Regions from separate parts of the Homo sapiens genome. Here region 2 is linked to region 1. Evidence: read pairs that join two places in POLR2A ChIA-PET (ENCODE). Cell type or tissue: GM12878. All regions are shown on one strand.

Region 1 (4,000 bases):
CACTGCAGCCTGAGTGACAGAGCAAGACTGTGTCTCAAAAAAAAAAAAAAATTATAAAAAATAATAGGTATTATGTATTTGCTGATTAGTTGCATAAAAGCAGTGTTTGAGGCCGTGCATGGTGGCTCACACCTGTAATCCCAGCACTTTGGGAGGCCAGGGCAGATGGATCATGAGGTCAAGAGATTGAGACCATCCTAGCCAACATGGTGAAACCCCGTCTCTACTGAAAATACAAAAATTAGCTGGGCATGGTGGTGCGTGCATGTAGTCCCAGCTACTCGGGAGGCTGAGGCAGGAGAATCACTTGAACCCCGTAGACGGAGGTTGCAGTGAGCTGAGATCGCGCTACTGCACCCCAGCCTGGCGACAGAGGGAGACTCCGTCTCAAAAAAAAACAGCAGCGTTTGAGGTAGATTAATCTGACAATAGTTTACCGCCTGGATTGACAGAGATAAAGGGTGGAGTTAGGGAGCACAATTCAAAGACTATTGGGATAGTCTACAGGTAAGTTAATGAGGACTTAGACTCTAGTGGTTGTGGGGATGTGGAGAGGAAGACATTATTCAGAGATTTCAAAGGCAGAATGGGCAGGTCATGGTGGCTGACTCTTGTCCAAATGCCAGAAAGTCAACTCTATTTACTTCTTTTTTTTTTAGCCCTTGATCCCTCCTGGCTATGCCCAAAGTTTCCTGCTTCCTTTACAGATCATCAGTTGCCTCTCCTCAGGATCCAGAATTCTCACAACTTTCAAGAATTCAAACTGGGCAAGCAAATCCCTGAAAGGCAAAACTGACTGCACTGGTAGAAGTGGCTTGATCCCCAGCTTTCTGTCTCCCAGCATGAAGATAGCAGCAGCTTAGTTAACTTCTCTATAAAGAGGCAGAAGGAAAACAATGCTTGGCTTTTATGCCTTATGTGTAGCAGTTCTTATACTTTTTGGTCTCAGGACCCCTTTTCATTTACCTTAAAAATTACTATTTTTTTTTTTTGAGACGGAGTCTTGCTCTGTTTCCCAGGCTGGAGTGCAATGGCACGATCTCGGCTCACCGCAACCTCCGCCTCCCAGGTTCAAGCAATTCTCCTGTCTCAGCCTCCCGAGTAGCTGGGATTACAGGCATGCACCACCACGCCCAGCTAATTTTGTATTTTTAATAGATATGGGGTTTCCCCATGTTGATCAGATTGGTCTCGAACTCCTGATCTTAGGTGATCCACCCTCCTCAGCCTCCCAAAGTGCTGGGATTACAGGTGTGAGCCACCGCGTCCAGCCTAACTTAAAAATTATTGAAGGGCCACATACCATGGCTCACACTTATAATCCCAGCACTTTGAAAGATATACACACACACACACACACATTATATATAATATACATATTATGTATAATATATGTTGAGGTAGATTAATCTGACAATAGCGTATATGTTGGGTGTGGTGGTGCACACCTGTGGTCCTAGCTACTTAGAAAACTGAGAGAGGAGGATCACTTGAGCTTTGGAGGTTGAGGCTTCAGTGAGCCGTAATCATACCACTACACTCCAGCCTGGATGACAAAGATCCTGTCTCAAAAAAAAAAAAGGTATTGAGGACCTCAAAGAACTTTTGTTTTTATAGATTATATCTATTGATATCTACCATTTAGGAATTAAAATTTAGAAACTCAAAGTGTGTATTATTCATAATAATGAACCTGTTACATGGTAATATAAATAGTATTTTTAATGGAAAATAACTATTTTCATATTTTTAGTAGAGACGGGGTTTCACCATGTTGGCCAGGCTAGTGTCCAACTGGCCTCAAGTGATCTGCTCACCTCAGCCTCCCAAAGTTGTGCTTTTTCGTTTCTCTCTCTAGGAGAGCCTTAAAGATCTATGTTTCATTTGTAGCCATTTCTGGGAATTCTTGGCACCTGAACTGAGATCCTCATTACCCATTGTTGTTAGAAATAACATGTTCAAAAGAGGTATAAAACGCGTTTTTAGTTTTTTAAAAGTTTTTTATTGGACATTTACCACACACACTCACACACTGCATTCAAAACTCGCTGGCAAACTGTGGTCGTAGGGAGTTACCAAAAATAGTTTCTCAGACTGATTCCTTTGGTTAGTAGCTATAGAATTTTTCCCCATGGACTTTGAGTTCCAAATAACAGACCCTTAAGAGAATCATGTAATTAGTGGATGATAGAGCTACGTTAATATTTACTCCCTGATTTCCTAGCCTAAAGTAGATTGGAAGAAGGAAGTTGGATGTAATAGAGAGGTTGGTGATAAGGGAAAGACTACTGCAGAAGGCAGACATATTAATGACGAGAAAAAGTAACTGCTGACAGCCAAAGAGGAGACCGAGAAGCAAAACACAGAAACTCAGCAGAGTAGTTTGGTCTCAATTAAAGAGGGCCATTAACCCCTAATATCTCAGGAACCTTCAAAGGGACATCTCTTTACCACACCACAGAATAATTGTATCTAGAATAATGACCCTGAGTCATCAAGAAAATTTTAAAATACGCTCTGTATATGGGAAGTCCCCAACTTACGAATGGTTTGTGGTCCAAAGTTAATTTTCAAAACATTTTTTTGGAACGCAAAATATTTTTCTTTCTTTCTTTTTTTTTTTTTTTTTGATACTGAGTCTTGCTTTGTTGCCCAGGCTGGAGTGCAGTGGCATGATCTTGGCTCACTGCAACCTCTGCCTCCTGGGCTCAAGCGATTCTCCTGCCTCAGCCTCCCGAGTAGCTGGGATTACAAGTGCACGCCACCATGCTCAGCTAATTTTTGTATTTTTAGTAGAGATGGGGTTTCGCCATGTTGGCCAGGCTGGTCTTGAACTCCTGACCTCAGGTGATCTGCCCACCTCAGCCTCCCAAAATGCTGGGATTACTGGCATGAGCTGCCACACCTGGCCTCAAAACATTTTCTATAGAAATAATGAAATAATTATTTTGGGCCTTAGACAAGCTGCTTTTTTCATTTTATCAGTCCAATAAACAACCTTTGAATGCCTAATATTAATAAAAGTATTTCTTTTTTATCTGGCTCTCATTTATATCTTTGTTTCAGTGAGAGTTCATTCTGAGGCCAGAGCCTGAACATAAATACAGTTCCCCTCTGGCCTCATAATCTGTTCCTCAAGGTGCAGACGGTCTATGTCAGGGATTATTAGCAAGTTAGGATTCGGTTACCAAATCCAGTCCCACTTCTGGTTTTTATAATACAGTTTTATTGAAACACAACTATGCCTATTTGTTTACATATTGTCTGGGGCTCTTTTTCTACTATAAGAGTTGAGAAGTTATGACGGAGACTGTGTGGCCTGCAAAGCTTTAAATATTTACTATCTGTCCCTTACTTTAAAAGCCTGCCAATCCCCAGTCTGTGTGATCTGGTCCACCGTTGTCACTAATATGCTGTCTCTCTGACCTCATGTGTTCTCACTCTTCCCCTCATTTATTCCACTACAGCCACACTATCCTCTTTGCTCTTCCGAACGTGCCATGTGCATTTCCACCACAGGGCCTTTGTACTTGCTTTTTCCGCTGCCTAAAATGTCTTCTAATTTCCACAGAGCTCGCTGTCTCACCTCTTACAGGTTTCTCTGCTTGAATGTCATCTTCTTGAGAAGGCTTTTTAAAATTGCCCTTTATAAAATAGCAGCATCACCATCCCTCACATCGTCTTCTGCTTTGTTTTTCTCCATAGCTTATCACTCTCTGGGTTTTTGTTGTTTGTTTGTTTGTTTGTTTGTTGAGACCGGGTTTCACTCCCGTCACCCAGGCTGGAGTGCAGTGGCGTGATGTGGACTCACTGCTGCAACATCCACCTCCTGGGCTCAAGTGATTCTCCTGCCTCAGTCTCCCAAGTAGCTGGGACTACAGGCGTGTGCCACCATGTCTGGCTAATTTTGGTATTTTTTGTAGAGACAGGGTTTCACCATGTTGGCCAGGCTGGTCTCGAACTCCTGGGCTCAAGCAGTCCTCCCGCCTTGGCCTCCCAA
Region 2 (4,000 bases), 230 kb before region 1:
TTGGCTCCTAATTGTTTCATAGTTCATGTCTGTAAACGCCATTAGAACAAGTGCATGGGAATCCGCTTCTGCTCCAGGATGATCAAAACCTTAGATGTCTGTTCTTCTCATTGAGTTTTCTGCAATTTAGGTGTCTTGCTTTTCCAAAGTAGAAAACTAAACAACTTGCCTTCTGCTAAGGGAATCAGAGTGTTTACATTTCTCTCATCCTATTTGGATCTGTTATTCAAATTTTCTCACAGAAGCGAAAGAATGAGCAGCATCTAGTACACAGTCACTTTATTTTAATCCCACAGAAATAAAGTAGGTGGTTTTGCCACATTTGTGGGACCATTTTCCCAGTAATTCTTCAGGTTATTTGGCCTAGAGGGAAGATATACATTGGTTCATTCCCCATATCGTGCACCTACTGTGTGCCTGGCACTCTTCCAATTTATCTATATTGGGAAACCAAGGATATGAAAAATTCATGACCCCATTTTCCATTATAAGAATGGGATAAGAGGGATATATTATCAAGGTACTTTATTTAATTTGGTGGGAGGGGAAAGAGAAACATCTTTTTGTAATCCTTGGAAAGTAGCAATTAAATTCTCCTGAATACATTCTGTTATTCTCTTTAGAGGTTTTTTCAAACTAGTCCACAAGTTGTTTAATAATCCTCAAAGAAAACCCCAAATACAATTTAAAAATGCAAATGGAGCCGGGCATGGTGGCTCATGCCTGTAATCCCAGCACTTTGGGAGGCCGAGGTGGGCAGATCACAAGGTCAAGAGATCGAGACCATCCTAACATGGTGAAACCCCATCTCTACTAAAAATACAGAAATTAGCTGGGTGTGGTGGCACGTGCGTGTAGTCCCAGCTACTCAAGAGGCTGAGGCAGGAGAATCGCTTGAACCCAGGAGGCGGAGGTTGCAGTGAGCCGAGGTCGCGCCACTGCTCTCCAGTCTGGCAACAGAGCGAGACTCCGTCTCAAAAAAAAAAAAAAAAAAAAAAAAAAGCAAATGGGTGTGGTTCTAATTGAAGAGTAAAGATAAGCGTTTTTATTTACTTAAATTATTTTAAATAAATAAAAAGTAACATTCTTGGGAGTTGTGTGTAGATGAGGATTTTTCTGTCAGGTTGGAGAACAAATCAACTAATCTTCTAGGGAAAGGTTAGCCTTTGACTCAAGGGCAAGGATTTCCATATCTCTAATATGATTTATATGCCTTGAAAATATAGGATTTGTATTGGAGAAGCACCAAGACTGGTCAGGGTTCCAAATCTGAGTTGTAGGGATCAGGTGAAAAGCAGTCAAGAGTTGAGAGAGATGACTTGTCGCTATTCTGATGGAGGAGAAATTAGTGGACAGAGTTCATCCTCAAGTGAAAAGTATTGTGAGAGAAAAGTGTTTTTGACAAAAGATACTGCTCTTGAGAAGGCATCATCTATAGACCTCTTGGTTCAACTGGATAATTTGCTATAGGATTTGTTATATATTATGGGATATTCCAGGAAACTAGAATTTATATCCTTCCCACTAAATTTCTATTTGTTTAAGGGTGGAGGGCAGATCCTGGTACACCCCCCACAGAGGACGACTTTGGATAGCAGCCACAGCTAAAAAACCCTCCCCTCAAGAAGTCTCAGAACTCCAGGCTACATATCGTCTTCTTCGTGGGAAAGGTAACAGCCGCATATTCTCCTTTCAATTTTACTTTATGGAGAGAAGTCATTGACGTTCATCTTCTTTCACTTCCTTCTTTCTTTGGCTTTTTCTTTGTTAAAAGAGACTTTTAATCTTTGTATATGTTTGTTTGTTTAGTGGTAAATCATTGACAGCGTTCAAAGCATTAATCTGTCAAAACAGTGCAAATAAAAATATCAATTTCCAACACAAGAAATCAACTAGTCTTAATTTTTTTATCTGAGAAAATCATCTTCTTTACTCTAAAGGTAAAATGACTAGTGTAAACTCTGAGATCCTTACATTGGGAAGAACAACCACAAATAGGAATTTTCATTGAGAGTGGCCTAAATAGACACCTACTATTGGATTTGTACAAATCAAAGTTGATTGATTTAAGCAACGTATTTTGGGAATCACCCCAAGAATACTAACTTTGGATCCTTAAAAAGACTTCTGACCTTTGGGCATCCTGTTTTTCCTTTGTGTTATCCAGCTCATACAGTTGTTTTGAGGGTAGAATAAAAGGACAACTACACAACCATCTTTAAAGGTTTTTAAGAAACAAGGCTTAAAGAATCACTAGGAATAAAAAGTTCATGCTTCCTTAAAAGCACTTTTCTTTTTTATTTTTTTTTGAGACAGAGTCTCGTTCTGTAACCAGACTGGAGTGCAGTGGCGCCATTTCTCCTCACTGCAACTTCCGCCTTCCAGGTTCAAGTGATTCTCCTGCCTCAGCCTTCCGAGTAGCTGGGACCACAGGCGCATGCCACCACACCCAGCTAATTTTTTGTATTTTTAGTAGAGACAGGGTTTCACCATGTTGGCCAGGCTGGTCTTGAACTCCTGACCTCAAGTGATCTGCCTGCCTTGGCCTCCAAAAGTGCTGGGGTTATAGGTGTGAGCTACTGAGCCCGGCCTAAAAGCACACTTCTATTCCTATTGATATGGACTGGCTTGTTTTAAAGACATTCATTCTTATGGTTTTAACCACATTTTGATGTTTTTTTTTTCTTGTCACCTGTAACTGCCTTACTTTGCTTCCAAAACTCATCACTGCCAAACTCCAATCTGATCCAATGGCGTATAGTAGAATCGATTTGTATTAGGATGAATTTGTGGGGTCCTTGAACTTTGATGGTATGAGGGCAAAGGAAAAATTTTCTAGCTTAACATGTGGATAGTGGACTAAGCCAGCCACTCACTAGATTTTTTTGCTAAAATGCAAACAGTTGTGCCAAGTAAATTTCACTGTTTTCCTTATGTCTACAAATAGATAATGGAAAAAGTTATTAATGTTTGTTCAGAATTGAAAACAGATTCCTGAGTTCCAAGATCACAAAGAAGGAAATTTATTCAATATTTTTGTTATTCCTGATTCAGATGTGGAATTTCCTAATGACTATCCGTCAGGTTGTCTTCTGGGCTGTGTGGACCTAATTGACTGCTTGTCCCAGAAGCAATTTAAGGAGCAGGTGAGTAAAGAATACTTTTTTTTTTTAGAGACAGGGTTTCGCCATGTTGGCCAGGCTGGTCTTGAAAGCACTTTAAGAGGCTGGGCCTCTTAAAAGTGCTGGGATTATAGGCATGAGCCACCACACCCAGCCTGGTGCATATAAATATCTGTATAAAAAGCTGTTTCCAGGCCGGGCGCTGGTGGCTCAGGCCTGTAATCCCAACACTTTGGGAGGCCGAGGCAGGTGGATCACAAGGTCAGGAGATCAAGACCATCCTGGCTAACACAGTGAAACCCCATCTCTACTAAAAATACAAAAAATTAGCCGGGTGTGGTGGCACGTGCCTGTAGTCCCAGCTGCTCCAAAGGCTGAGGCAGGAGAATAGCTTGAACCCGGGAGATGGAGGTTGCATTGAGCTGAGGTCCTGCCACTGCACTCCAGCCTGGGCAACCGAGTGAGATTCCTTCTGGGGGAAAAAAAAAAGCTATTGCCACAATGCAGCTAGCAAGTATATAGGGTCTTCATCCCTTACCAAAACCTTGCTTCTTTTGAAGAAACCCTTGATTATCCCTTGAATTATTTTGATTGGGGGGTGGGAATACTAGGATCTGTTATTGCTAATTCTGGAGCTTTTGGTCCAGGCTATTGAACTCATGATAGGCAAATGTATTTGACTCTGATTGCCAGGACTGTGCCATATTTGGGAGGAGGTATGTGTATTTATGTATGAATGTACATATGTATGAATGTACATATGTATGCATTTATATATTTTAATTTTTATCACTAAAGATTGAACTGACAGGTCGGGCGCAGTGGCTTACACCTGCAGTCCCAGCACTTTGGGAAGCCAAAGCGGGTGGATCACTTTA

What was found. Peaks named below come from ENCODE experiments on the same cell type or tissue, not always from the same donor. Only the 100,000 strongest peaks of a DNase experiment are listed, where the experiment ranks them.
Region 2: POLR2A ChIA-PET joins it to region 1 with 9 read pairs; 11 of 35 experiments call an interaction of 5 or more read pairs at or near these places.

What each region holds. Positions count from the first base shown.
Region 1 is chr15:64,657,224-64,661,223 of GRCh38, forward strand. The region is part of intron 3 of ZNF609 (zinc finger protein 609); the gene reads left to right. Among named protein-coding and RNA genes, the nearest start is that of OAZ2, 44 kb to the right of the region's middle. In GM12878, no CTCF peak of the experiment used is centred here; no DNase peak of the experiment used is centred here.
Region 2 is chr15:64,422,486-64,426,485 of GRCh38, forward strand. It overlaps TRIP4 (thyroid hormone receptor interactor 4), which reads left to right. Exons shown (of 13, transcript NM_016213.5): 10 at 1,546-1,670; 11 at 3,055-3,146. Among named protein-coding and RNA genes, the nearest start is that of ZNF609, 36 kb to the right of the region's middle. In GM12878, no CTCF peak of the experiment used is centred here; a DNase peak (open chromatin) is centred at 1,696; H3K4me3 peaks cover 820 bases; H3K27ac peaks cover 1,246 bases.